Regions from separate parts of the Homo sapiens genome. Here region 2 is linked to region 1. A link is a loop called in an ENCODE intact Hi-C map of the cell type or tissue named here. Cell type or tissue: dorsolateral prefrontal cortex. All regions are shown on one strand. Links, peaks and the distances in the headings refer to the core of each region. The heading gives the core; the rest is flanking DNA.

Region 1 (15,335 bases), core at 4,001-12,000:
TCAGTTTTTCCTACAGCAATATTGAATGCAAGTAGCAAGTCAAGTAATATGATTGAGTTTATTAGAGAAAAAATAATGCAAGAATTAAATTCCTCAACAATTATTTTGATATAAAAGCAAAAGAAGATATTTTCAAACATGCCTGGACCTGAAGAACAGTCACTCATCAACCCTTTCTGAAAAACATAACTTCTAACTAAAGGAAGAGGTTTTTATTAAAATAATTAAACACACAATAAGACAACATGAATGAAATACAACAATAACAACAGCATCAACAAAAGACATTAGAAACAGGCCCATGGGGATCCAAATATAGGAGCTGTTAGATACAGACTTTAAGTTCACTTTATATGTTAAAGAAAATTAAAGAACAGAGTGAGACATGTAGTCAAAAATCAGAAGCTTTAGAAAAGAATCAAATACAAATTTTATAAGTGGAAAATAAAATAACTAAAATTAAGTCAATGAATGAGTTTAATGCAGATTGGACACAGGTAAAGAGAAAGTGAATTGAAAGATAAATTTGAAGAACATGTCTAAATTAAAGCATGAAGAGAAAAAAAGAATTAAAAATAGAGAAAGACCTTAAGAGACATAGAACATATGAAAAATATCGAATATATGGGTAATTAGAATCTGAAAAGGAGAGGAATAATAAATAGGGCAGAAATAATACTTAAAGAGATAACTGCTGAAAACTGTAAAACTGGTTAAAGACATTGACCACAGATCCAAAGAAATTGGGCTTTGAGTATGAAGAAAACAACATCTAGGCACATCATAGTAAAGCTAAGACAAAAATCTTTAAAGAGTCCAGAAAAAAAGATATGCTTTAATCTGACTTTTCAACAGAAGCAATGGAAACCTGGAAACAATGTGATGATATCTTCCAGGAGCTCAGAGAAAGTAACTTCCAGCCTGGGTTTCTAGAGCCCTCACATATACACCTAGAGCTGAAGAACTGCTCAGCTGAGCCCCAGCTCAAATTAATTCCTGTTATTTAAGCTGCTAAGTTTTGAAGTGTTCTTTAGCAAACATTCAAAAGTGGATGTGAAACAGACACATTCAGACACACACACACACGCACACACACAATGTGAGCAACTGGACTCACTGTCTCCGAAATGCTGAGGATTGGTGTCCAGCCTTGCTGGGTGGAAAGAAAATGATTTTTCATTGCACATTCTTTTGATCTGTCTGGATCATTTTTAACATGCTCTTTATTTTTTTAATAAAAATATGTGGACAAAAAGTTTTAAGGAAAATGTGATCTTTTGCCCATTTCTTATAAGCCACCCTAGATATAAGTGCAGGAGCAACTTTGAAATGTGAGGCGATGATGCCGCTAGCTGGTGCTGCTGGGCCACAGAGTGTGGGATGGTGAAATCTTCAGGGTTTGGGTGAAGCTCCCAACCTCTTTGTCACCGTATTCGTAATAACAGTACCCTAGCTTGTGGTCCAAATTCCTTTTTTGCCAGTGGCAATTCTAAACCATTCCTTCACCATGAAATAATGAAATTGGGCAGGGAGAATAGGTTCTGAAATGAGAACAGTGATTAATACCCACAGCTGTCAGTCTTCAGCAGAAATGTGTCATATTATTCAAAGAATTAAATTCCTCCTCCATTAAAAATATGACTAAAAGAATTAATTAATTTTCAATGTAATAACCTAAGCAAGCAAGTCTTGCATGAAAATGAGTATTTCTGAAATTCTAATGAACTGTTTCCTTTTAAATGTTCTAATGAAGCTGAATTCAGAAAGCAGTTTTCTGATAATTGCTACAGATCCAAGACTCCCTCAAATGAGCTATTAGGTGAGATAATTTCTATGGGAATTGAACTTCAGATAAGGACAGATGAATAAACACCAGTGTGGGAATCAGAAGTTAGAGGCTATGGTAGGCTTTTGTATCTGCAGCCCCAGTGAACCACACCATCCGGCGTTCTCACCCTTGTGTAGGCCCTTTCCCCATTGACTCTGGGCTTGGCCATGTAACTTGTTGAGAACAGGATGTTAGCAAGTGCGATACAGGCAGAGACCTGATCAATGTTTCTTCATGGGGGTTTGTCTTCTTGGAATGCTTTCTTGTGTAAGGCAGCTGTCACATAAGAGCTCCAAGTGATCTGAGACCACCAAGCTATAAGGAAGCCCAAACTACCCTGGTGGTCAGATCACAGGGAGAGAGAGCTCACATGTCTGATCAACTCCCAGCCACACTAGCTCTCTAGAGAAGCCCCAGGTATGTGAACATGGGGTGCACCAGCTCTCGCACATGCTACCTGGAGCTGAAGAACTGCCCAGCTGAGCTCCAGCTCAAATTAATTTTTGTTGTTTAAGCTTCTAAGTTTTGAAGCATTCTGTGGCAATCAATAAGTGAAACTAAAGTCTAGGGGTCCTAGCTGAGACACACCTAGAAGAGAAGGTAGCAGGCAGCAGAAACAAATATAAAAAATGTAGTGAATCCTTTCATCTGTAATGGTGTCAGAGCTCTTACTCTCTCTTCCACAAGGTTCCATGGGTAACGGTGAATCAGAGACCCTTGAGACTGAGTGTGTGGTCCCTGGACCAGCAGCATCAGCATCCCCTGAGAGCTTGATAATTTCTAAAATCTCAGGCCCTGCCCCAGACCTGTGAACCTAATCTGCCTTTTAACATGATTTCCAGGTGTTTCGTGGGCAGGTTAAGGTTTGAGATGTGCTGGTCTGGAGGAAAGAGATCTGGGTCAGGAGATTTGGCATTTGTTAGCTTCCGGGGATGCCAAGATGTGGGTCCAAGGCCTGTGCTCTGGGATGGCTGTGACCTCTGTTCTCTGAGATGTCTGTGAGTACCTTTGAAAGGGGGTGACTCATGCGTTGAAGGTCTCACTGCCACTTACATGCCATAAGTGTGTGGGCCTTTTAAGTTTCAGGCTTAAAGCCATGAGTTACTCGGCCAACGTGGACATCCTTAGGAAAAGCCGGTAAATTAGGACGCTTTGTAACTGTCAAAGCAGTGAGGCTTTGTTGATGAGAAAGGGAGGTGAAAAGAAAAATGCTCCACCTGAGAGGTGACTGAGAGTGATGGGGCAGAAGCACATGGCTGAGGGCTCCTGGAGTCTCAGACCTTGGACTCTGGGCACCTGAATGCCTGGACAAGTGGGTCCCTCAAGTAACCGTGCATAAAGCAAATCACCTTTTCCAGTCCAACACAGGGGCTAGGTTTACCCTTGGAGATTTAGCTCTGAGAGGTCTGGGGTGGGATCCCAAAATCTGCATGTAAACGAGACACCAGAGGGGAGACAATGCAGGTAATTCTAGGACCACCCTCTCCCATTTAATTTGATAAATAAAAAAAAAATGATGGCGCTGAGCAGTGGTGACCTAGTAAGCCAGCAGTCCGGAAGGAAAATTTTAAAAAGACACCAACAAACCCCAATTTGTAGCATCTTCTGACTTCTGTGGTGCAAACCCTCCCACTATTGCAGAATTCAAGCTACCAATAGTTTGACAACCGGCTCCTCGAATTGCTAGACATTTAACAGTGGGCTCTCTGCAGACTGCATGAGCCACCGCCACTGCCCATGTGGAGCAGTCTTCCTGTTGCGATGTAAATGCTGATGGCAACACAAATGCTTCCAGCCAGGAGCATGTAGAGGGCTTCCTGCGTGCGGGCAGCTTGCCTGCTGCCTCGCCTCACCCTGGAGGCAGCCACCAGGCAGGTAGGCTGAAGGAAGTCGAGGCTCAGTTCCTGCTCCCAGAGTTGGCCATGTGGTCAGGACGGACCCTGGCATCTTGGTTTTCTGCCCTGTGGTACTGATGACCCTCCAGGAAGATAAGGTGGCTCCTCCTCACTTCGGTAGAACTGAGTGGGGGTCTCTCTTGGGGCTCCATCCCCCAGTGATGGGACCTGCTGTCTTGGTGCTCCCCTGCCCGCCCGGTGGCTTATGTCTTGGAGGACACAGACCCTTCCTGGATCTAGTCTCCCCGTAGCTGCCCAGGACGGCCAGATGCTGCACCCTGGAAGGGTGAGAGAGCTGCTAGGTGACGGGGTAGATGTTGGTCAGTAGGAGATGGAAGCCAGTGGATGACTGCTTCTTGTTCTATGTAGGCTGACATCATATTCATATTGCAAGCCACGGCGACCCTCAGGCTCCCTGAAGAAGTCCCACAGGACCCGGCCCGGCAGCAGGTCCAGCTATGCATCCCTTGGTTTTGGGTTTTGGCCCCTCTCCTTCCCTGCCTCGCTTTCCTTCCCTGGCAGCTCTGCTTCCTTGAGGTCTTATTTCCCAGGACAGTGCAGGCACAAATGCTTTCATCTCAGGCTCTGCTTTGTAGGGAATCGAAATTAATACCAATCCCAGTTCAAACTCAGGACTGCTTGATGGAGAGCATGAACTGAGGCCAATATGCCATCCCCACCCCGCCCCACTCCCTGGCAACGATGCATCCGCTTCAGAAGCATTGGTCCCAGTGGCCCTGGTCAGGGGATCCCAGGACTGAAAGCCCTGGGCACCTCATTCACGAGCCTGCCCCTTGTCTCCTGTCCCCTGCCCCTGTCTCCTCTCCCCTGTCCCCTGCTCCCTGCCCCCTGTCTCCTGACTCTGCCCCCTATGTCCCACTCCCTGTCTTCTGTCCCCTCCCCATCCCCTGCTCCTGCCCCTGTTCCCTGTCCTTTGTCCCTTGCCCCGCCCTCCACCTCTGGGCAGCACTGCACTTCAAGACTCGGGAGGAGAGCAGCCCCTCACCTCCTGAGAGCCCCAGTGCTGCTGCAAAATTACCTGCGCAGCAGATTTTCTTTCTAAAAGTCTTTTAATATCTTTTTTTAAATCTCAGCTTTATATACAGTATATCAAAAGAAGAATTTCTGTATAATTTTTTGCTGGAGAGAATGAATCACCACTAATCATTTAGCACATATTTCTTTACAACCATTCTCTTCTTAATAGCATATGTGTGTGTGAGTGTGTGTGCATACATGAAATATAAGGTGACATGATGTTTTGCAGCCTCAGTGTTCCTTCACTGCTAGTGTCAGACAGCTTTCTAGAGGCACACATGCACATATAGCTCTGCGGGACGGTCTGCCAGTGGATGGATGCACCGTGATTCATTTATAACTTGTTTAAAATCATGACTAGACCTTGGCCATGTCGTTCTTCACTCTCAGGTACTACTATGCTGCTTCCTGGAAACATGGCCCAAATCCAGAAGTCCTTATGGAGTGTGCAGTAGGAGATCCAGGGGCCTGGGCACATGCTGGCTCCTTGGTGTCTCCTGTGCTTGGCTGCTGTGGCAGGCTGGCATCTGTCACCCCTCCTTGAGGCGATTCTGTGGGGAGAGCACGTTTGTGTAGGTCTACTCCCACTATCTGCACAGGCCAGGGATGTAATACCAGGCATTTCTAGTTCAGCTCTTGCACACTTGCCTTTTTACTGTTACTGACAATGGAGGACTCTAAGGTGACCCAGAGAAAAAGCCTCAGCTGCCTTTGGATTAAGAGATATGAAAGAACAAGGACGAACAGAGCCACTGAAGAGCAGTGAGCTGCCACCTCCTCTCATGTTATAATTGAGCATAATCACATCCCAGCTTACACCCAGGGCTTCCCACAGGCTACAAGCCCAAGCAACACAGATTATTGGCTAATATAGCCTTCTGTATTGGAGAAACACAGATTATTTTAGTCACTATGGCTGCATAACAAACTACCCCAAACTTCAATGCTTTGCAAAACCGTATGTACTGCTCTCTTGGTGTGTGGGTTGGGGACATGGGCCGAGCACCGTGTGAGGGCTTGTCTTAGCTCCAGGACACCCGGGGCTGCAGCAGGAAGGCTTGACCAGCTGGGCACTGTGGGCATCCAAGGCTCCCTGTGCTCTCTCCATATGGCCTCCTGCATGGCAATGTCCCTCGTGGTAGCCCTGGGCTCCAGGAGGCACGGGACCCAGGAGAGAAGCAACTTGGTTCCAGAAGCCACATAGTGTGACTTCCCTTGATCTATTGGTTGGAGTGGTTTCCAAGGTCCACTTAGATTCAGAGGACATAGACACCCCTCAAATAGAGGCAGGTCAACCTCATATCATGAGAGAAACACAGGGGATGGATGACATATTTTGGTGTCACTGTCTTTAGAAATTCATTGTCCAGGCCACCACTTTAGGAAGTTGATATCGAGGGTGATGCAAGCTACATGCACAGGGACAAGTTACTGTCCTAGGAGAGCCAGTGGGAACTGAACATGCTGAGACTGGGGAGGGTCCCAGGGAGGACGGTTCCCCAGGAAGCTGGCCAGCCCACAAATGCAGGGTGTTGTGGAAGGTCCTTGGCTCACCCAGGCCTTGTCAATATCCAGGGGTGGACTGGGACAGCAGGAGGTTCTGGGCATTGGATGAAATGGATTTTGGCAACAGATAGCGGCCATGCTGCTGTGGGTTACTCAGATCATTCAGACCAGGAACCCAGCCAACAGCAGGGGACAAAGACATCAGGGAGGTGGGCAGCGCTGCCAGTGTCCAAGCTAAGGGCCTGGATACCAGCCTTGGTCATACAGCTGGGCCCAGACAAGGGCTAAGGTTTCCCTTAACCAGGGGAACTCCCCTGTACCAAGGACCCCAGGCCTCCAGCAGTGAGTATGCTTCCAGGTCTGACTTGCTGGGGTCTGTGTGCCTTCTTAGCCGTTCTGTCTGGGAGGTGTGGACTCTGATAAGGGCTGGGCTCTGAAGGGGGTTGTTCCTCATCCCCAGCCTGCAAGGAAGGTGAAAATCAGGAATTTGGGGGAACAAACAGGAAGGAGGGGCATGTGTGGACCCCATCTGAGCAGCAGGCACTCACACCCACTTGACTCTGGGCTGCTCTCCCCAGTCCTCTGTGCTCATGAAATGGGGATGGGAGGTCCCGCAACGTCTTCAGGAAATGGAAGAGAAGGTGGCTAGAGCAGGCCCAACAGCAGAGCTGGGGCTCCTGGTGGGTGTGGAGGGAGGTTTTATGTGGCTGAGGCTCAGAGCAGGATGGACCTCTACGGAGAGAAGCCACAGGTGGGGCCTAGAGGAAGGAAGGGCTATACCATGCCTGTTATGGGGAGTGAGTTCCCCCACCCCCCAGCAAGGGGCTCCTCTCCATGGGGTCTGCTGCTCGCCCTGGGGCTGACCTGCTGGTCTCTGCACCCACTGTCTCCACAAAGAACTGCCCTGCTGAAACTATGGGGGTAGTTCTCAGGTGAGACCCCACTGCAGAGTCAGGGGTGTTTGCAGGAGGGCTCCTATCCTCTTCCTCCAAGCCACCTTCTTGTCCCCAGTCTCTGGGCTCCACCTGGGTCCCCGCACATCCAGGTTCACTGTGGTCATCTGTGGGATGCCTCTGGGGCTTGGGTTTTGTTCCAGCTTCCAGGATGTCACATGTCCTTTGGAAGACTCAAAGTGACTCTATTTTTGTACAACATTAGACAATTTTGGTTCAAACAAAACAATGACTATTGTTCATGATGATGTCAAAGAGGGAGGGCGGAGTCCGGACCAGCCCAGCAACGATGGTTTGTTTTGTGAATAAAGCAGATGGATGATGCACTTGAGGCTGCTGATGGCTCACTTAGAAGGCTGGGGACAGCAGTAGAGGGAAATGCGTCAATGCAAGTGAGGTTCTGAGAGGTTGGAGAGCAGAGCCAGAATCCTTATGCTGCAGGACCCGCTCCAGCACCCAGCAGGCTGCCCAAGGCATAGCCAAGGGTACTTAGAGGCTGGAGAGAGGCATGTGTGTGTCAGGTCCCTGCCTGGAAAAGGAAGATGTTTGGACTCTTAATTAATGCAAATATTCCTTAATAATCCCCACATGGAGCTCCTGATGAGGTTGCCATGGCCACAGGCTCCGATGAGCCCAGGGCCCTCATCCCTGCACGTCCATCCTCCGCACCCACATCTGATTCAGGCAGTGAGTGCTGGGAGCACTGGGCTCCTGTAGCTGCCACTGAGAGTCACCTAGGCCCCTCTGCCTCCTGCAACATCCCAAAAGTCACCTGGGGTTTCCTTGGTTAGGGATGGGTGATGGCAGGCTGTCATGGCAGTAAATGGTCTGCTGGGTTTTACAGCTGCTCCTGCAGCAACACCAACAGGGATAGGCAGGGCCGAGCCTATTCCATCACCAGGTAGGGGAAAAAACTGAGGTTCACAGAGGAACAATGACTCACACAGCTCATTTACGACTTGTCAGTCCTCATACCTGGCAAGGGTGCAAACGATACTGGGCAGCACTGGGCTAGGACTCAGGATCCCAGCAACCTGGGAAGGAGGTGCAGGCATCATCTCCACTTTTTGGAGGAGAGAAACTCAGAGATGGTGAGTATCTTGCCTCAGGTCACAGGGCAATTGAGTGGCTGAACTGGGATTTCAGGGCTGTCACAGCCCATGCTTGGGAGTAGAGGCAGGAGCAGGGCTGGCTTACATTTCCTGCCTGTGCCCCAGGATTAAGAAGTTGATGATCCCCACCCCTCTGCCCTGTGTTGTTGCCGAAGGCCATGGCACTGGGCTAGGAAGGGAGAAAACAGTTGAGAGGCGGCTTGTGGGAATCACACTGTGCTGCATGCACTGGTGCAGTTGCATTGCACCCGCAGTTAGCAAGTTCAAAACCACAGGCGACAGGTGCCCTGCTGCAGGTGGCAGATCCACACAGAAGTGAATCTTTCTGGCTTGCGTCACTACAGAGGGACTGCAGCAGAGCCAGCCCAGATGTGTGGTGTCTGCAGCAGCAGCTGTGGATGTGGCCAGGGCATGTGGGGGTGTGGTGAGTGCCTGATGCTCCCAGGAGGAGCACAACAGCCGGGCCTGGGTCTTGTAGTTAACGTCAATTGCCCTGCTGTTCTGGTTCTCCTAGTTAAAGCAAGGCAAGATCATCTGGGTTTTCCTGAATCTTTTTCAGAGTTTTTCACCACTAGGCTAAGTCACGCTGTTGACCCTAATCACATTAGATGATTAAGGCTTACACATGGTCAGACACTTATTCTGGGGAGTTAGATCTCCCAAGCATGGGCCTGTTGCTTTGCTTCAATGCTGAAAGGTTCTGGGCAGAAGGAAGGTTCTGTCTTAAGGGAGAGCCGTGATCTCGGGGCTTCCTTCCTTTCCCAAGTGTGTGCTTTTAGTTGAACTTGACTAGGTCAAGATTCTTCTGTCCCGAATCCCCTTGCTTTGTTCAGACACATCTCCCTGATGCTGCTTGCCTTGGAAGAGGTTCTGCAGATGACATGATCTGTCTCCTTTGGGTTAATGCTGGCTCCTATAGCAAAAGGACCCCATAATGTCCAAAGTCCCAAGTATGAAGTTTATTGCTTATTCCCTGAAGAGTTGAAAATGCGAGGTCCTGGCTGGCAGGTAGCTGTCCTCCCTCTTCCGATCCCTTCCAGGAATTCTCCCACCTTGTGGCTCCTCTGTTCTCTAGGGCCTCAGTGTCTACATCTGGATCCAGCCTACAGAAGGGGGAAGAGTGCTCCCTGGCTTACATCCTATTGGCTAGAACTCACCTGGCTGCAGGGGAGGCTGCTGTCCGATCTGCTGGGTGTTCAGGAAGAAGAGAAGAAAATGCTGACGGGTGTGCCCGATGGTGACAAGCTTATTCTCAGCTCCTCTTTTCCTCTTAGACCATTATGGCCCTCACAATGCCACTTTTTTGTTGGGAAACCGTGAATCTCAGAGAGCTTCCCAAGCAGCAGAGTGGGATTCGAATACAGACCTGGATATAAATTGTCCTTTTTCCAGAACACAGCAGCTTGCAGTGGCTGGGCCACTTGTCCACACGGGGACAGGACAGTCCACTTACTCAGCCTCCAATCTTTCATAGGACTGAAAGTCTGAATCATCCAAAGTAAAAAAAAAAAAAAAAAAAGGCCGGGCGTGGTGGCTCACACCTGTAATCCCAGCACTTTGGGAGGCCGAGGCGGGTGGATCACGAGGTTAGGAGATTGAGACCATCCTGGCTAACACGGTGAAACCCTGTCTCTACTAAAAAAAATACAAAAAATTAGCCGGGCGTGATGGCGGGTGCCTGTGGTCCCAGCTACTCGGGAGGCTGAGGCAGGAGAATGGCATGAACCCAGTAGGCAGAGCTTGCAGTGAGCGGAGATCACACCACTGCACTCCAGCCTGGGCGACAGAGCGAAACTCCATCTCAAAAAATAAAACAAAATAATAAAATAAAATAAAAAATCCAGTTTATTTTTTAGTAGCTAGGGAACTCAAATTAAACAAACCAAGATGGCCCTAGGTGGCCCATCAGGAATTGGTAGGAAGGACCTGAGAGTAGGTTGTCATATGTGCCTGAAGAGTTGATCCTTCTGGTGCTGGAAGCCCATGGACATGGCTTCTTCCCTGAATCTTCGGTTGCCTCTGAGGAATGTTTCAGTGAAGCCACAAGGCTGTGTTCAGCCACGGCAAGGCACACCAGCACCTCGTCCTCTCCGTTCACATTCCCAGCCTGTCTCAGCTCATGCCCCCAAGGGACATCCCTCTGCCTCTTAGTGCACCCTCCCCCTCCAGCCCATGCCCAGTCCACTGGGCCACAAGACTCCGACCCCTGAACGTGGTGTTGATCACGCCATCCCCAGCCATTAAAGCCACTTCCCAAGACCGCTTCACCTTCTTGGGGTCAAACTCAAAGTCCTTAATTTGCCACTTAAGGCCCTGAAAGTCCAGCTCCAATGCCCCCTTCTTGCCACTGCTATGTCTGCCACTTCTCTGCTGGGTCCATTCCATTGTTCCCTGTTCCTGGCAAGTGACCCACCTAACTCACCCGCCTCCTGCTAACTAGCTGGTTCCACATCCTCCTCTGCTTTTCCATGAAGCCTGCCCCATCCATCCCTCCTGGAAGCATTTCCTGGTTCCTTCTCAGGGCCTAGCACATCATCTGCCCTCTCAGGGCCCTTGTCACTTTTTTCAGCTGACAGTGACTTTGAACAATCTCTTTCCCATGCAGTTCTTGGTTTTATGAACATCTGGGTCCCACCACACGGCTACCTACCTGCTCAGCAAATGCCAGAAGCACCAGCCTCCAAGGAGGAGCATCAAATTAATAAGGTTTTCATCAACCCACATGCCAGGGCCCTGGTTCCAGCCTGGGGATATTCAGGAGAGGATGTGGGGTTAAGGTTATGGCTGAGCATGGAGGGCTGGTGGTGCTTAGGGATGGGATGGACATGTCCCCAGCCTCCAGTCTCTGACCACCTCCTCTTCCCATCCTGCTCTGGGCACACATACAGACTGCCTGTGGTTGGTGGACCTGCCCTTGCTTCAGGGGTTGCTCAGAGCTCATCTGAAATGCTTTCCCATGAAACATTCCACTGTGCAGCTCTTAGGGCAACTACCTCTTTATGCCTAGATAGCCACTCATGTTTGCTTCATCATATATATTACACAATCCATATTTAATCATGCCACACAAGTGCACACACGCATCCCTTTCCATTGCTCCTCTCTTCCTCTCTGGTGGAATCTACCTAACACAGCACCTGGGACAGGGCAGCCACCAGTCAAATTTGTTCAATGAATCACTGTAAGAGTGAATGAGTGAAGGAATGAATGAAGGTACTTGCCAAGCATCCATGTGTTGTATTATCCAACCAAGACTCAGCAATCCCTGATGTATTCGACCTGTCATTAGCTTTACATGCAGTAGATTTTCCTCTGCGTGGCTCCAGTAGAATCTGGGGGAAAATACGACATTGGCCACAGAGTGTCATCTGAACTAAATTATGCCCCAGCCAGCAGGACACTGTTTCTGATTGTGTCAACTCTCAGCCCTGCAGCAGGCAGTGGCCCAGATGCTGATTGCAGAACTGGACCAAACCAGTTGTGCAAGCAATTTTTATGGAAACCAAAAAAAGTAGAAACAGAAGGTAAGAAAAGTAAACAAGACAGTGAAGGGAGAGACAGAAAATCCTTGAGCAAGTGCTGGAACTAATGAAGTTTGCCCGGCCGTGGAGCTGCCAGGGAGGGAAACTGAGTGGCTCAGATGAAGCCTCCAGGGACTCGGGAAGCAGCAGCCTGTCCGGAGCCGGCGCCGGCGAGGTCACAGCAGGGGTGGCACAGGAAGGAAAGGGAGACACAGCTCAGGGACAGCATGGACTTCCAGCCATCTCTCCAAAGGAAGCCTGGCTGGGAATCAAAAAGAAATTTATCTTCCGAAATGCTTCATTTCTTTGAATTTATGGCAGCAATAACTCCTTGGGCTATAACCACTCCGGCCCACGGACTCAGCTGGGAGAGGCTGAGCACTAAAACTTGGGAGGTATGCTGGGGTGAGGGCAGAACAGTCACTTCCCTGGGGACAACCAGAGCCTGCACATCTAGCTTGTGTCCCTGGGGCCAGGATCCCATAGCTAGGGACTTGGAAGTCCTTTCTTCTGGCAGTTACCAAACCTATTAGCTCGTTAGAATCACCTCGCGATGTAAAAAAATAGATTCCTGGACCCCAACCCTGGAGATGCAGATTCCTAAGTTCTGCATTTTCTAATGGGTTCTGCAGACCTAGCAGTCCCAGTGTGCATGCTCGGGGCCATGGACTATACTGCAGGTGATGGAGAAGCTCAGGCCATCACCAGGTGCCGCAAAGTCACCCCAGAAAGGGCAGGAATCATCTGACTGTGTCCTGCCGACCCGTCTTCCAGTCAGTGTCTTGGCAACACCCCCTCTGCCTGGATTTCAGCCCAGGCCTTCCCTGCCTCTCCCTAGCAAAAGTCTGCCGAACTGGGGCCTCCTCCCAGGTTCTCTGGGCCCACCCACCCTAGAGGCTGCAACCACCGCTGCCCTCTTGGCTGCCCTCCTGGAGCCCCACTCTCCTTGTTCTACTTCCTATGTCCCTCCAGATCCCAGGGAATGGCCGAGTTCTGGCCGTGCTCCCACCAAGGGCCCAGGCCACTTCGTCCAGCCCCTCCTGGCCATGGTGTGTCCTGATCACACCTGCCCTCACAGGGCAGTGTAAGCCACTTGTGGTCTGTGCTGGAATGTCCCTATCCAACCCCCTGGGTACAAATCCATGGGTCTTTTCTGTGCCACGAGGTTTGGGGTACTCCCAAGAGGCCTCTCTCCCGCCACACTGGCCAACTACCTTATTCAGCCATGGCCTTTCCCAACCCAGGGAGGGTCTGGAGGCAGCAGGCTGGGGTCTCCGCACTTAGATTCCTGATATTTTTGTCGTTTTCATCCAAGGATTTGACCTTCCATCCACTCTTGAGCTCTGACTTCAGGCCCAGAGCCTCCGCCACCAGCTCCTTATGTGTTTTCCCAGGAGTGGAACCTGTGGAACTCGGGGGTGGGTGCTCAGGGTGCCCCCCACACCACACAGGTATGCACTGCAGGCACTCATGGCAGGTGCATGGGGCAGTGAGGGAGGCGAGTCCCCAGCTCTGTCCCCTCACGTCCCTCTTTGCTGACATCTGGACTTCTCATCTCCTGTGTCCTCAGCTCTCTCTGGCCCTTCCAGACTCCAGGCCTGGTTCTGACTCTCTGGCATCTGTGGCCTGCTTTCTGGCTGTGCCCCTGTTGCTTGGGTGGAAAGCCACCTCAGAGAATCTGGACCCAGGAGTGGTTCCAGCTAGCACCATGGGAACAAAGTTCAGTGTTTTCCAACCCGGTCTGCTGATCACTCCCATCACAGCCCGTGGGGACCCACCCCCAAACCTACTGAATTCAGAATGGCTGTGGTCGGGGTAAGGAACAAGCTTTTTAAAAAATACACATTTTATTCTGCAATAGTTTTAGAGTCACAAAAAATATGCAAAGATAATGTGAATGTTCCCATATGCCCCTCACCCAATTTGCTTCCTCTAATAGTATCTTACAGTATCAAGGTTCATTAGTAAAAAATAAGAAAGCAACATTGGCTCATTACAATTAATTAACTCTAGATTTCATCAGATTTCACTTGTTTTTCCATTAGCATTCTTTTTCTGTTCCAGAATCCAGTCCAGAGACCCAAGAATTATATTTTAAACAAGCACCCTGGGTTGTTCTCAGGCTCACTAGAGTTTGAGAAGCTTGATCCATTTACAAGTCACAATTTAAAGATGAAGTTAAAGCTCAGAGAGGCCCAGGGACATGCCAAGTTCCCTTAATTAGAGGAAGTGCTGGGGACTTGGGGCCTGCCAGTCACGGCACTGTCACCAGTCCCACATGAAGCTCTGACCCTGGCTCCGCTTTGCACCCTCCAGCCATGAGGTGAGGGACGGGGACCACAGCAGTAGCTCAGTCTTCGAGAGTAAGCGGTCAGTGGTGTTGCAGTCTCAGGCCAACGCACCTGCAACGCTGGACCTGGTGGGCTCTGTGCTGTCTCCACAGTGAACTACACAGCATGGAGTTACTGCCATCGAGGAACACCATCCTTCCCTGCTTCTCTGAGCCTGCACTTGTGATCTGAACCTGTACCCAGGCCCCAGCAGGCTGCCAGAGCAAGTCGATGGGGCCCTGCCGACATGGAGCTCTGCATCACTGGCCGCTTCCTCAGCCCTGGCTGGCCCCGCACCATGCCCTCTTTTCACCCTGCAGTCCTGCATTCCCCATGCCAAGGGCCCACCTCGCTGCAGTTTTAAGACCACCCAGGCTGGTGTGCAAAGGGAAAGAGGAGGCCCTCCTCCCGACCCTGGGCTCATCCAAGCTGCAGTCTCCTTGCCTCATATAAACTATTCTCTCTTCTTGGGATGCGTTTTTCCACCTTCCTGCCTACACCTGCGCTGTCCCATACTTTGCCCACTGGCAGGATGTGGCTGTTTAAATAAAACATTCTGCTTCACAGGTGCACCAGCCACATTTCAAGTGCTCAATAGCAAGGTGTGGCTGGTGGCTGCTGTGGTGCATGGGCAGGAGCAGAATATCCCATGGTGGCAGAAGCCTCTGATGGAGCAGATACTCTAGTCTGAAGACATCCATCTGCACATGATGAACAAGGCTACAGGGAGGAGAGGGGAACCAGGTTCAGGGGCACATTGCGGGTGGGTCTGCTGGATTCACACCAGCTAGACTCTGAGCTCCACGGTGGCAGCCAGCTCAACTCCTGCAGAACCAGCTCAGAGAGCTCCATCCCACCTGAGCGTCTCCTCTCAGCACAAGCTGGTGGCTGTGGAGCAAGGCTGTGCTCTCTACACCCAGGAGACCTGGGCACCTGTCGAAGTTTCCTAGAGGGCTAGTGGCAGGAAGAGAATGGGCCAGTTCCTAGCCAAGGCATAAGGTGGGGCTTGGTTACTTGGAAACCTCAGGGAGGTAGAAGACAGAGATGGCCTGGAGCAAGCAGCAGCCCACACCTGCTGGAAAAGTTTAGCTTGTGAAAATGGATTTTCCACAAACACGGAAATTGGCAATTTCCCCTTAGGATTATATATGA
Region 2 (15,335 bases), core at 3,134-11,133, 220 kb after region 1:
TCTGGCTCCAGATACACTCTGACAGCACCTGCCTGAGAGAATGGGGCTGAACACGCCCAGCCGACCCCTCCAAAATTCCCAACCCTCAGCAGCTTTCATGCTATACATTTTGGGGCAATCTGGGCAGCAGTAGGTAGCCAGGACTGCACTTGAATTCGTCTGACCCCATCTGTTGTTTCTCGTGTGGGCACCTGGATCTCAGTAAACACCACTGATGCAGACGGAATTCTGAAGTCACATCCAACTTCCACCTCCTAGGTGCGCGGAGGCCTCTGTGACCTCTGCCCTATCCTGCACCCTCTGCCGAGAAGACCCCTTATTTCTACTCCTCCAGGCTAGTCACTCTTTCGCATTCCGAGTCTTGGCTGCATCTGGACGCAGCATCCCCGCTGGCCTGCCTGTATCGCCACTTGCACTTGCACCGTGTCAAGCAAAGTGAGGCCCTGCACACTAGGCAGGGCCTCTGAATGCCCTTCTTCCATGAGGGACCAAAGCCTTTCATCTCTGTCTCTGGGGTCTGCCACAAGGTCAAGCAAATGGCAAGTACTCAATATGTGGTGAACGAACTACTCTTGAAAACATATCCACTGCTGTGGGGCTTAGAGCCAAGACGGTCAGCCGCAGGCAGGTGCGTGCACACGCGTGCTCAGAGGAGAGGGGCTTCCTCAGGCTGGGACTCCTGGGTGGGAATGCAGAGCACGCTCTTTCAAGGGGCAGGGAGGTGCCCAGGGGAAGTACAGGAAGAGCAAACACTGGCTGAGCACATAATGTGTGCTAGCTCTGGGCATAGGACGTGGGAACATAAAATATGATTAAGAAACAGATTTTCAGTCAAATGAGAGAGAGAGCAAAACAATTTCTAAACTTTTGGGTTTTTTTTCCTAATCAAAACAGTAATCAAGGATCAAGTTGAAAATCAGAAAAGTACATAACATAGGAAATGAAATCCACATGTAACCCCATGCCTGGAGCTACTCGTGGCAGTACTGGCATCTCCTGCAGTCCCTTCCACACATGCACACCTTTCTCTGCATGCGTGTGAGTGCCCACGGCTTGGACTCCTGCTGCGTCACACTGCAACCACAACGTGCACTGCATGCTTGACAAAGACACCCTTCACTCAACTTCTAGGAGGCTCCAGGCTTTCCACTTCCCCCAAATCAGGTATGAATGTGAACGTGTAGCCGAAACATTACATCCAGACCTCTGATTACTTCCAAAGGATAGATATGTGTTTAAATAGGTTTTTTAAATTGCAAAAACAACACATATTTATGAATTCAAATCATACCAATGCATAGAAAATTAAAACCATGGAAGTTCCTATTTCCATTCTACTCTTCATGGCTACATACCATTAACAATGTGGAGAACAGCTTTCAAGAATTATCTGAATAAATATTTAAACTCTCAGAGAATAACATATTCACACAAATGTTCAACATATTTTCCTTTAGCTTTCCATCCTTAGTAGTTTACCATGGACATTGATCCATGTAAATACATACCCAGCACAGCCCTGGCCAATGGACAAGGGATTTAGAATAATTTAATCATTATTTTAAGAACATCATAATAGTTGCATCATATTTAACCATCCCCTTTTGACAGGCATTTAGTTTTTTTCTGACAGTTCATTACTGGAAGCAAGATACACATACTCTGCGTGTATCTTAGAAATGTTTTAGTGGTTCTGTTGTGTGGCCACAGATATAGGGGAAGGACCTCAGTGAACATTTCAGTGAAACTTTCAAGACAAGAGATTCAACCTCCCCAGTGATCCCAAAGGCTGCCTCAGGTGCCTTTACTGAGCAACTGGAATCTCTGAAGCTGGGCAATCATTTTGGAAAGATGTGTCTTCCCTAACTTTCATGTGCATTTTCATCATTACAAGTAAAGATGCACGGCCGGGCGTGGTGACTCACGCCTGTAATCCCAGCACTTTGGGAGGCTGAGGCAGGTGCATCACAAGGTCAGGGGAGACAGAGGTTGCAGTGAGCAGAGATCACACCACTGCACTCCAGCCTGGGTGACAGAGTGAGACTCCATCTCAGAAAAAACAACAACAACAACAAAAACCAAAAAACAAGTAAAAATGCACATATGTTTTTCCATGTATTTCTTTCTTAGTCATTTCCACTTCTTCTCACCTTTTTCTCCATGGCATGAGCTCAGTTTTTAATTAGGTTGTTTGTGTTTTCTTATTTGCTCTGTGAGGATTATTAAGCATTTGTTAATTTGTTGCAAATGTTTGTTTCCAGATTATTATATGCGTTCCAATTTTGTTTACAGTGCCTGTTGTATAGAATGTGTACATATATATATATTTAATCTTTATCAATTTTTTTTCACTTGGGATTACGGTAAGATGTTCAGGCTGAATTTATTCATGCTTCTAGAATATTTATTTATCAATGCTTTTTATATACATTCAGAACTTTTTATGAAATAGGGAGATATAAATTGACTTTACAGTCCAACTACCTACTTCCAAAGTGCTCCATGTTGACTAATTCAGCTCTCCCCGCCAGCTCCCACACATTCATTAGGCTCTTGGGGCTGGCATCTGTTTCAGAGCTCTCTGTCTGACCTACCTGTCTGCATGGCAGATTGAATACATGGTTCATAAATTCTTTCACACACCTCCCTTCAAAAGTGGGGTCTAATTTGCCTCCTTGATTCTGGGCTGGCTTAGAAACTTGCCTATAATCAGCAGAATCTTGTGGCGCTGACCCAGAGTGGCTGTGGAGACGGTTCAGGAGATCGTGCAGTCTTGACCATGTTCACACTCACTTTTGGAGCAGAAGCCTCGGCATATGAAGTCTGGCCCCCTTGACACCATGCTGGGAGGAAACCCAGGGAGAGGTCACGTGTAGGTGCTCCTGGTCCAGGCTTCGAGTGAGCCCAACCTGGGCAAGGACTCCAGCCCCAGCCATGTGAGTCTTCCCAGCTGAGGCCCCAGGAGCCATGGTGCAAAGATAAGCCGTCCCCACTGTGCCCTTTCAAATTCCTGACCCACAGATCCATGAACACTGAGTTTTGGGGGCAGTCTGTTATGCAACAGTAGATCAGAATAGCCTGTTAACTACATACCAGTAACTAGAATCTTACATTTCCAATTAATGTAGTTTTTTTTTATTGTGGCAAAAAACACACACACACACAACATAAAATTTACATAATCGTAACCATTTCTTAGTGTGCTAAGTATATTGACATTGCTGCACAAGGGTTCTCCAGAACTTTTTCATCTCGCACGTATGCAACTCTATACCCTTTAAACAATAACTCCCATCTCCTCTTCCCCAAACCCTCACAACCACCATTGTACTTTGTGCCTCTGAGTTTGAGAACTCTCAGTATGTCAGATAAGTGAAACCATATCGTATGTGCCTTTTTGTCTCTGGCTTATTTCACTAAGCATAGTGTCCTCAGGGTTCATCATGTTGTAGCCTATGACAGAATTTCTTTTCTTTTCAAGGCTGAACTATATTTCACTGTATGTGTTTAGCACATTTTGCTTATCCGCTCATCTGCTGATAGACTCTTGGCTTGCTTCCACGTTTTAGCTATTGTGAATAATGTTACTATCAAAATGGGCATGTGCATATCTCTTCAAGACTCTGCTTTCCATTATTTTGGATATATACCCAGAAGTGGGACTGCTGGATCATATGGCAAATCTATGTTTAGTGTTTCTGAGGAACCTCCACACTATTTTCCATAGCAACTACGTCCTCTCACAGTTCCCCAAGTAGTGCACATGGGTTCCAATTTCCAAACGTCCTTACCAACACTTGTTATTTTCTGTGATTTTTTTGACAGTAGCCATCCTAATGGATTTGAGGTCAATTAACGTAATTTGAACACTTCGTTTTATTATCTGGTAGGACATTTCTTCACTGAAAAAAATTTAGTACTGTAGCCTAAATTTCATGAACTTCTGAATAATTCTGTCAAGCTCAAAAGGCAATATAATATTGGCATTCTGATTGAAATAGCATTATATAGGTCTTACACATTTCTTGACAGTTACTTGTAGATATTTCATCTTCGGTTGTTCTGCTAATGCCACACCAGTGCTGGGATGGGCCCAGGTGCCAAGGACACCTAGAAGCGGGGATGCCAAACTTGGAGGAAGGATGCTGGGAAGAGGTGATGATCAAGCTAAGCCTCTGAACCTCAAAGGAGATTAGCAAGAGGCAAGAGGTAGCCAACTGCAGGTGGGGGAGGTGTGGGACTATGTAATGTGTGTGCGTGCGCGCGTGCACGTGTGGGACCATGGAGTGTGTGTGTGTGCAGGCATTTGTGTGTGCACATGTACCTGTGCATGGCAGGGCAGGAGTAACTCAGTGTTCTGGGCACCTAGAGAAATGGTGATGAGGCTGGAGGGTGAACAGGGACTGACAGGACAGCCTTGCCTTGTATCTTTCCCAAGCAGCCTGTCCAGTGCCAGTAGGGGGCTTCGAGAGGAGCGCCCCAGAGGCGGATCTGCACTTGAGACAGCTCACTCTCCTGGCAGTCCTGGAGGCAAGAGGCACAATGCAGCAGGCAGGGAGAGCTTGCAGGACGGTACTGAGATGATCTGGCAAGAGATGAGTGTGCATATGGGGCCAAGGGTGGAAAAGATGCAAGAGAGAGGCAGGAAATACTTAGATCTAGTGATGAGGAAGAGGAAGAAGCACAGGGGCTAGGGAGTTTCTGGTGTGGATTCCTGGGTTACTGAGTATCATTATCAGAGGAAGGGGCATGGGAAGGGAAGCCTGAGGGGCTGGAGGGAGCAGATAGAGAATGGGTTCACTGAGGCTGCTGCCCCAGAGAACATCCCAGAGATGGCCTTGGGTAAGGGGTAGGGACAGGAAAATATCTAGGGCAGCCAGTTGTGCACATAGGAAAGCTCAGTTGGTAGAGGTGAGTCCTGCCCCTGGGGCCACTCCATTCTGACAAAGAAGGCCTGGCAGGCGGAATCCAAGGAGGGTGAGGGCTCGGGGAGAAGGTCTCAGAGGAGCGGGAAGAACCCATCAGGACGGGGCTCCCAAGTCACTCTCCAGGGCTGGGCCAGGCTCTGGTGGAGACAGAGACCCTCTGATTTGGGTCCCCAAGAAGCAATTTGCATCCTTGTTTTTACTCTAATTAGGCACCAACTTAGTCTTATGGAGAGACTGAAACAGTTGGCAGAGCCCAACTCACCAAATATATATTTCTGTAATATTTAAAGCTCTGAATAGAAATTCGAGGAAGATCAGCATTTCTGGGCAGTGTCTAAGGAGAAAGAACATTTCCATCTTCCGGGAAAAGCCTTATGCTGAGAGCGAGACAAGAACACAGTGCCCACGAGGTCTGACAGTCGACCTGCTGTCCTGCGGAGTTCAATCCGATATTCTCTCTAAATGTCTTGGCCTCTGGCATTACAGGAATGCAGCTTCCCCTCTGCCTGCCTGTGAGTTCTGTGGGAGGCTTCTGTTCTCCCTGACTTTTCTAAGTGCATGACTCCTGGCCTGGCCTAGGAACTGGGCCTCCCCTTGCCCATGGTGCCCCTGACTGGCTGTGGCGCTCTCCTCCCAGGAAACCACTGAAAAGCACAGATGGAGAAATGTCCTCATCACATTGTGTTCTACCTGGGGCTTGCTGGAAGCTGGAGCTGTCTGCATCTGTTTGTCTACGGTGCATGGGGTCTGTCATTGTCCCAAACAGTATTCTAGGTTCCAGCAATGCCAAGAAAACTAAGTACAGTGGGTGAGAAAAAATGCACTTTAGAGACAAATACAAAAGCAAGCAAGCCCTGAAAATTTGGGTCCCTGTGCCCTGGCTCTGCCTCTGGCAGACAGTGAGGCTGGACGGCACGTTGGGGAAGCCCTCTGGGTCTCTTCATTCCACCAAGTGTCAAACAGGCATCTGGGGAGCTCGCCGAGGGAGTCACACAGAATAACAGCCAAAGCTCAGTCTCCACCCCTCCCTCCTAGGGCTCCTCCCTTGCCCTGCCTGGCGCTGCCACTCTGGTCCCTGAGACAGACACCGAAGCAATAAGGCACCAATGGTTGAAGCTGGTGGTCTTCCTGAATCTCCTTCATGACAACATCCAAACAGGCCCTGCCAGCTTTAATCTGACCCTTCGGGTTTGAGCTCCCTTTATTTCCTCACAATTGTTTAGCTCACCTCTATTTCATCCAGACCTGAAGAGCAGAGCCACCCTTTTAGGGCAGCCAGGCGGCCCTGTGGTGAGGCACCAGGCTTACCTGGTTCTACCAAGAGAGGATGCTCAGCCACTGGCAGGGTGGAGTTCTTGTCCAGCCCAGAGCCAAATCCTGAGGTCGGTAATGCTGGAAGCCCACGTCTGTGTCTTAGGTCCAGACAGCACAGAAACACCTGGAGTTTGGAGTATCTATAACCGTGTAGAAGTGCTAGTGACTGAGGTCTATTCTTTGGCCAATGCTGGGCTTTCCATCAGCCCCTCCATCGCACCCCAGCCTCAGTCTCCCCTGAAGGGCAAATATCTCCCAGAGCCATGGCTCTCCCTACTCCACTTCCATGCACTGGCCTGGCCTTCTGCATAATGTACAGGACACACTGGAGCCAGGGGCAGTGGGGTGCTGTATACCCCATCCCCTCAGTAACCTCTGCAGGTATCCAGGGCATTGCAATCACTGGAGGACAAGATGATGGAGAGGCAGGGCAATCACAGATGGGTTACAGCTTGGCTCTCTGATCCAGAGACCATCAGGAAGCCCTTTGTTCCCACTGTCTATGAGTCTGGGTGCTACAGTCCCAGGTGCACCGGGGGCAAGGCTGAAGTAGCAGAACAGACTAGCTGGTAACTGCAGTGCCAGACTCTGGGTGGGACAGATAGGTGACTGAAGACAATCAATGGGATGCAGGAAAGCTTAGGGAGGAGGGAGGTGTCCATGTGGCCCTGCTCTGGTAAAAAAAGAAAAAAAAAACAAAACAGTGTGTTTGAGGACGGGCTATGGCCCAACATCAATGGTGAGACGGTAGGGCCACCTGGTCACCCCAGCACTCACTAAGCAGCCCTGTGCCACTTTGCCCTGTAGGCATGTGAAGAGCAACAGAGAGAACCGTTGCTGAGATTAGGGATGCAAACTCATTTTTGTGTCCCAAGAGTGTGACGCATGTTTTTCCTGGAAAGGTATGTGGCAAATCAGAAACTCGAGGTCTAGCAATAGGCAAGGAAGGAAGCTACAGAATTCTGCACATATTGAGTCAACAGATACATTTCATGTCTATGGTTCTAAAATAGACTGTGATGTCCTCAAATATATCTAGGGCTCCGATTTACAGCTAATACACCTACACCCAGAACATTCAGATTAGCAAGTGTACCAATGAATGTTACACAAGAGGACCCACAGGAGCAGGGCCATGGCAGATGGCAGAAGGACAGAGATGCAGCTGGACAAATGACTCTCCTTGCTCCAGGCTACTTTAGTGGGACAGCTGTGCTGCAGGCTGCAGGGTCCTTACCAAGTCCAGAGCAGTTAGGAGAGGCTTCCAGCAGAGCCTTGATGATCCCATTGTGAACAAAGTGTGTGATACTTAATATCCACAGTTTTTTTTTGTTTTTTTTGTTTGTTTGTTTGTTTTTTTTTTAGTTGGAGTCTTGCTCTGTCACCCAGGCTGGAGTGTAGTGGCGGGATCTCGGCTCACTGCAAGCTCCACTTCCCAGGTTCACGCCATTCTCCTGCCTCAGCCTCCTGAGTAGGTGGGACTACAGGTGCCCGCCACCACGTCCGGCTAATTTTTTGTTATTTTTGGTAGAGATGGGGTTTCACCGTGTTAACCAGGATGGTCCTGAACTCCTGACCTCAAGGGATCTGCCCGCCTTAGCCTCCCAAAGTGCTGGGATTACAGGCGTAAGCCACCGCGCCCGGCCAATATCCACAGCTTTTAAAGATCAGGATAATAATGAAGGGCAGAGAATAAACTTAGAAATAACAAAACAGATTATTCCCCTTGACTCAAAGTTAGCTTTCAACAAAAACCTGTCTTTGTGAGGAAATTTAGTGTATTAAACTATTATTAGAGTACTGAAATGAATGAGCTGTATCTCTGGGTTTAGTATATAAGAAAAAAAACTGTTAAGATACTATGCACATTAGGCTGGGCACAGTGGCTCATGCATGTAATTCCAGCTCTTTGGGAGGCTAAGACGGGCAGATCACTTAAGGTCAGGAGTTCAAGACCAGCCTGGCCAACAGGGTGAAACCACGACTCTACTAAAAATAGAAAAATTAGCCGGGCATGGTGGAGTGCGCCTGTAGTCCCAGCTACTTGGGAGGTTGAGGTGGAAGAATCGCTTGAACCCGGGAGGCGGAGGTTGCAGTAAGCTGAGATTGTGCCACTGCACTCCAGCCTGGGTGATAGAGTGAGACGTCATTTCAAAAAAAAAAAAAAAGATACTATGCACATTAATTAGCTCACAGTTCTCTGTTGTGGAGCCACTTGTCACAAAGGCACTATGGAAACGGTGAGGAATTGGGAGAGAAAAGTAAAGCCAGAATCGTACACAGGCAAGAGATGTCTGAAAGCATTCCAAGACTAGGTTAGGATTGGTGGGACTGCCCTGTGCAGGGTCCTCTCCAAGGTCCTCACAAATACAGGGTTTCCATGGGAGATCTGAGGCAAACGAGTGCCTCTTACAGTCAATCCATGACAGTCAATCATCTATGACTACAAGCCCAGGCCAGCCCCTGTGCTTAGACAGCATGTCAGAAACCACGCACACTACCTATCACATTTCAACTCTTTCAACTGCCCTACTGGTCCTGTGCCATTATCCCATGGGGCACTCGACCCATAAGGACAAGGTTTCTTATAAGGGAGACACATGGGTGATGGGCTGAGGCTGAGATGTCAGACATGAAGGTTGGCTACAGAAACACATAGGCTTTCTTAAATGCACTTTTAGAAACTGCAAATAATTAACAATGGAATTGGTACCAATCTTTTGTAGGATGAGTTGGGCTTCCCTGGGGGCTACCCTAAAGCTAATGCCTCAGGCCACTCCCCAGCATGGCTACTGGGTTTCCACTGGGAAACTGTCCCAGGACTTAATCCCATTAGCATCTTCAGGAATAAACTCCTGCATCTCAGACCCATGCTAGCTGAGGGTCTGTACCACCAACATGTGAGGACCAAGATCATAGGAGGAAGTTAAAAACTGCCTATTGTACTCATGACAGAAGAGTGAGTTTCTGTAACATTTCATTTATTTGCTTTTCTAAGTGGGGGCATGGGGGGTGGTTCCAAGTGTATTTGAGGTAAGATTACTGTATCTCCCTTTCAGAAAGATCTGTAGTTTAAAGTTGAGGCAATGGAATAAAACTTTTGTGGTTCTAATTATCTGAAATGTGTTTGCTTTCTGGTTTTGTTTTGGGCACTGAAGTTTTCTGAAATAGAGGAAAGGTAAGGAAGAAACAGATGGAGGTAACGTGTGAAAGCGGGCGCCTGCCCAGTGAGGCCAAGTGATAGATTACAACTGAACTTGTTGGAGACCTAAGAATTGTTCAAAATAGAAATTTAACCTAAGTGAGCCGTTCTTGAAAGACGCAGTTTGAAATCCACGCAAGTACTCTCTCCTTCAGACTCATTCTCTAAATGCCACCCCAGTATTTAAAAATGAATGTTATTGACAAAAATTCAGTTAACAACTAAAAACCAAGCAAAAAGTTTTTCACACTGAACACGGATTGCAAGGCCCATCTCTCTGAAATAATGCTAACTGAACTCCTAAATTCTTTTTATGCGACTAAACAGGCAAGGTTATCCCCTGGGTTGTGCCTTTGGAAACAGCTTTTATTTTTATTATTTTCTACCTGTGTTTAATGTTTCCTGGTTCTGTTATTTTTGGTTCTAGCAGTTATTTTTGATCCTGAAGCTTATCTGTTGTTGTTCTTTAGAGTTTCTATTTTCCTTTGTTTTTGGTAGTTTAACAGGTCATTTATCAAACAATAGTTTAAGATGATTTACAGTTTGTCATCCAACCATGCTTGCATCTTGAATCATCACATATTATAAATGGAGGGTGGTGGTCTGTTGGTAATCTGTTTTAAAAATGTTTCCATCTTAGAGAATGCATCATGTAAGTTTTATAACATAATATGAATCTAATTTAGTTATGCTAAGGATAAATTTCATAAGCTATTGCTCACATGCCTTTCCTATCCATTCCTGTAAATCTTTAGCCCACATGGCTATGTACACACCCTGGGTACATTCCTGTGCATGTATCCATCCACCCCAAGTGAGTGCAAACACACTGTCCCAGTCCTCACTCTTGCTGATGGCAGGTTGTAGGCTCCAGACTCTGGGTTCTGCTGCTTGCTAGTTGAATGATCTTAGACAAACCACGTCACTTTTCTGAGACCATTTCTTTTCAACCATATTCTTTCCAGGATTTTGAAAACCAAGCGTTAATGTTGTCACAGCTTGTTAAATGAAAAAGACACTGGATTGAGGACACTTCATTGTCTCAATGTTTCTCTGGGTAAATTTGTATTCACATGGCATTCTGAGAAAACAAATGGGACCTTCCAGATTCTGGAGCCTATGTCTGCTCATGGCACTCGGGAAAGGCCCAGGGGGAAAGAGGGAGTAGCCTGGAGACAGGAGACACTCTGCACGCCTGTCTCCCCAGTGCGTCCCTCCCCCACTCCCCGTGCAATCCAATATGCTGCCTGGACATAAGCAAAGCAACCATGAGGGCACTGAATCATAGCTGGTGCCCGGGTTACTTCATCTGCTCTTTGAACACAAGTTTAGGATCTCTCAGGAATCATTCAAAATGGGCATCTTGCACAGAGAATGCTGAGAAACCACATTTGTTCAAACCTCCTGCCGACAACTTCATTATTCTAATTCTGGTGACGTGGTTAGAGACCTGGTCAGCCTATCTCTAATGTTTTGAATACTGCTTTGTAGAGATTTTGACACCATGCCCCTAGTGTAGTGATGCCGGGTCAAGAGCTAAGGCTCCAAAAACTTCTATCAGTGCACTGCCCCAAAATGACCTTATGCAACTTTCCACTGATACAAGAGGCTGTTTTGCTAGTCATTTACCCCTAGTGTTCTGCTGGTGTTGTCAAATTAACACCCCACATACTTCAGTCCTTGTCACCTTTACCCACTCATTCAAAGAATTTTGCTGATAATGTGACATCTGTTCAAACTATGGGCCACAGCGGTACATTTACTCTGAGATGGAGCCTGCATTTTCCAATGTGCATGAGGGTCTGAAAGGCCAATGTGAGGGGCACAGGGTCAAGCTGGAGTCATGAAAAGACAAGGTTTTATTTGGGGATGGGTGACAGGACATAAAACTGCTCACCTACAAGATGGTTATTCATCTTACAAAAGGTTAACTAAGGACACCTTTAAATAGTGCACTTTATAAAGGTATTCAAAAGTCTGACTGACTCCTCTAAGAACATCACTGACAATTTTTAGGAACTGCTTTTATATACAGGAAAGCACAGAGGTGTGCAGAATGGGAGGGGGCTGGTGGAGGGAGGGCCTCCCCTCCCACTGCCTCCAGTGCCTCCCTGCGTGCCATGCCTCTCCAGACAGTAGAAGTCACAGTGAATATCACATCTCAGCAAGCACAGAGCCTTTTCAGAGGGCAGAGCAGGTGTGACCTGGAGGATGACCAAACATTTTCTAATTAGACAATGAAATGTTCAGTACTCTCCATGAACCTCAGAATAGCACCGACTAGTGCCTCAGATAGAAATCTTACATAAGAAAACAACTTTCTATTCTCTGATAATAGTAATAACTCCCTAGAAAATACGATTTAAAATTAATGAGAAAAATAACTCAAGTCTGGTAGAGCACTTTTAATTTATCTCAATGCTAAATGTGGAAGAAATTAATTGCTTATAATTTTTGAACTGAGTTTTAAAGTTTTTATCAAAAAAAATTCTCTTGCCTATCATGGCTCAACCAGAATCGTGTTCACGCCCTTCATGAATTAGAATGAGTCTGTTCCTATTGCTAACATATCTGTCTTCCCAGGATCCGGACTTGTCTTTCCTTCTTCAATATCTCACCCCTGTACGCCTCAAGTAAAGTTGGCAGGTTTTCCTTTTCTACCCTAAAATGGGAATGGAGGGGGCCTTCATTTTTATTTTAATATCACCTATACTCTAATGGGGTTATTAAAAACTGACATTTCTGATAGGTGAACATAAAATGAAATGTCATCAGCTGGAGATACAGAGGGATGTGTTTAGAGGTGAAGTGAGTTTGGAATGGTTTTTTTATTTTTTTGAAGTTTACATCAAAGTGATTTTGTATTTTTACTGAATTGGTTTATTTTATCAGATATTAACAAATTATAATTGTGTATGTTTATGGGGTACAAAATGATGCTGTGATATGCGTATACAATGTGTCATGACTGAATGGAGCTAATTAACCTACTATCCAATACTTAGCATTTTGGAATGAGTTTTGAAATACTTCATCAAACAAGGCTTCCAAAACTCTGTGGCCTCCAAAACTCTACCAAAGGTAACTGCAGGTGGTGACTGGGTGGGGGGTACACAAAGCTTCAGTGCTATTCTCTGTCTGTCACTGTGTACAACTGAAATTTTCCATAATAAAAAAGTTTAAAAATAGGTTTCTCCATCTTTTCTTTCCTTTTTTTTTTTTTTTTTAACAAGGCCCTCTTGATTATGAGGATTCCGTTTTCAGGCAGGAAATGGGGACAGGGTGAGAGAGGGCGCCGATCAGCTACTGTCAGGCTTGCTCCTTGCAAAGGGGCGGGCGGTGGAGAGAGAGGGGAGGGAGGAATTAAGGGGATCGCGCTTCCTCAGGGCCCACAGGCCTCATACCTGTGGTGTGGACCTCCAAAAGAACGGGCCACACCACCGCCAAACACAGAGCACGCAATTCAACTAAAAATTCGACTTCAGTTTCTTCCTGTCCGCGCCAGAACGGACATCAGACTGCCCCCCGCCCGCCTCCTAGCAGCTCCTTTTCACTTCGGCTGCTGCCAGGATTTCGCGACCTAGACCCCTCTTTGAAGACCACTTCCGATCCCCGACGCGGCAGCCCTTGAGGTCGCAGCCTAGCACGGAGAAGTTGGCCGGCTCTGGGGGCTATGAGGCTGCTCACCCCACAGGCGCAGGTCTACGCAGCACACACACCACCTCCTTCTTTGGACTCAGACCAAACACGCTGGGCTGTAGGAGGGAGACGGACAGATACACGGACTCGCGCGCGCACGCCTCACCAACTGATTCCAACCAGAAAACGGAGCCACTGTGTAACGCCCAGCCCCCCTCCCCTCGACACCCCCAATCAGCCAAGCCTTCGGCCGGTGTCTGCTGCACTAAACACCAGGACGTGGCCAGGGAAGGCGCAGGCATCGGTCCGAGCCAGGAGCGCCGCGGCGCCAGCGCATCTGACGTCGCAGGAGGACTGTGCGCACCTGAAGTCTGGGTGCCAAGCGCCCAAGCCTCTGCGTGCAACGAAACCCCCAAAGGAAAACAGGACTACCAGAAGACCCCTTCCTCTCGTCTTTCAGAAACGCCAAGCGGCCCCTCTGGCCGCCTCCTCAAAGCTCGGCTGCCAGAGCCACTCTAGTAGGGTCTTGCAAAAAGCGCATAGGGACAAAGCCCCTTCCCTAAGAAAAGTGCCCAACTCATCCAGTGAGCCATTCCTTCCTCCTCACTGCCCAGAGAGTGCACATGAAGAGGCAGAAATCACGACTAGGAAAAAGCGAGATTCAAATTGGAACCAAAAAAGCGTATGTGCTCGCTCCCATCTCGGCGCCAGGGCTGTGGCTCCCAGGGCTGCAGGCTGTCGCGGCTGCCAGGGGCCAGACAGCTTTTGAAGGCAGGTCTTGTCCTGGCTAGAGGAAAGAGGCTCCAGGAGTCTCTGCTTCCGCCACGGTCGCCCGTCGGGATTCCCCATCCCAAGCGCGCTTGCACCTTGCCTGCCGCTCCGCTCGGAGAATTAGTCTGTTTCCCTTCCTACTCCCAAACAGACCTAGGTCCCCAGCTCCGTGGCCGCCCGGCTCACCAGCCCTGGCTGGTCTCCTTCGGGTCACTCCGAGGGGCAGCCCGAACCCGCAGAGCCTTGGCCCGCCGCGCGCCCTCATGGCCCTGCTGGGCAGCCTGGCTCCGCTACGCTCTCAGTTCTCGGTCTCACCAGCTCCCATCGAATTCGCACAGCAGCCCCTTCGCGTCTCCCGGGGTGGCAAGGCACCAAGGTGCAGCCCAGGCCAGCATCGACCCCTTCCTGGGCATTTTCTCTGCCGGCTCAGCTCCCCCTCCCGCCCTGCGACCCCGTGTCTCCCAAGTCTCGTCGCGGCGACCACCCGGACTTACCGCGGGCGCCACGCCGCCGCCGGGTCTGCGCGCTCCGAGGCGGAGCCAGGACTAGGACACCCGCCAGCGCAGGGCAGCCTCCAGCTCCCGCCGCCAGCTCGCGGCCCCTGCCGCGACCCCGCCCACTGCGGGCCCCTCCGCCCGCCCCCGCGGCCGGGAGGTCTGGACTTACCTCCGGGACAAGGTGACCCGGCAAGTGCGCCCAAGCGGCCGCCCGCGACTCTCCCGAGCGAGCGAGCGTGCGGGGCGGTGCGGCGCCCGCCTCTGCTCCTCCGCTGCCAGGCTCTCTCCTCCTCTGCCCTCCCCTCAGCGCCGCTCTGCTCCCCACGCCTCTCCCCGCCCTGCGCTCTCCGCCTGCGCCCCCGGCTGCCCCGAGCGCCGGGCGCGGGGCAGCGGCGGCAGCCCGAGCGGCGGGGAGTCGGGAGCTGCGGCGCCGGGGCGGAGCCCAACCCTCTCGGCCCCCGGGAGAGGAAGGGGTGCGGGGAGACTCTCGTCGCGCTCGCCTGGCCGGCAGGCTGGGCGAGGGGCGCCCTGGGGCGAGCCGCTCCTCTTCGCTTGCCGAGCCTGCCGACGCGCGTGCTGGAGGCAGCGGGCGCGGGCCCCGGGGGAGGAGGGCAGGGAAGAGAAGGAGGGCGCAGCCCGCGCGAAGGTGGCCACCAACTTTGGCCCAGACCAGGGAGGCCCTAGCGGGGGATCGCGTCCAGATGGTGGCCCGCGGCCAGTGTCTGACAATGTGAGGGCCACAGAGGCTGGGGGCGGGGGATAGCTGCGGGGGACTAGGAGGACAGGAATTTGCTGCCCGACTAGAGGAAGGGATGGCTCCCCTCGGTCCTAAAGGCCTCCCCAGGCTGCGGTTCGGTTTTGAGGTTAAAAATGACCCAATTTATGGATCCGGCGAATGTTCAAGTCCTGACCAGCTAAGCCCTGGAGGAGCAAGCGGGCGCGGAGTTCAGACTCCAGAGACCCCCTCAGCCCTGAGCCAGCCTG

The links. Peaks named below come from ENCODE experiments on the same cell type or tissue, not always from the same donor. Only the 100,000 strongest peaks of a DNase experiment are listed, where the experiment ranks them.
Region 2: a loop joins it to region 1, with 3 times the contacts of the local background. A loop is called at or near these places in 1 of 110 quality-filtered maps.

What each region holds. Positions count from the first base shown.
Region 1 is chr20:24,691,743-24,707,077 of GRCh38, reverse strand. No RefSeq gene overlaps it. Among named protein-coding and RNA genes, the nearest start is that of LINC02967, 220 kb to the left of the region's middle. In dorsolateral prefrontal cortex, for the core only: no CTCF peak of the experiment used is centred there; a DNase peak (open chromatin) is centred at 7,487; H3K4me3 peaks cover 587 bases; H3K27ac peaks cover 1,648 bases.
Region 2 is chr20:24,468,939-24,484,273 of GRCh38, reverse strand. It overlaps SYNDIG1 (synapse differentiation inducing 1), which reads right to left and starts at 14,645. Exons shown (of 4, transcript NM_024893.3): 1 at 14,521-14,645. RefSeq lists an enhancer at 4,314-4,815. In dorsolateral prefrontal cortex, for the core only: no CTCF peak of the experiment used is centred there; no DNase peak of the experiment used is centred there; H3K4me3 peaks cover 1,231 bases; H3K27ac peaks cover 3,562 bases.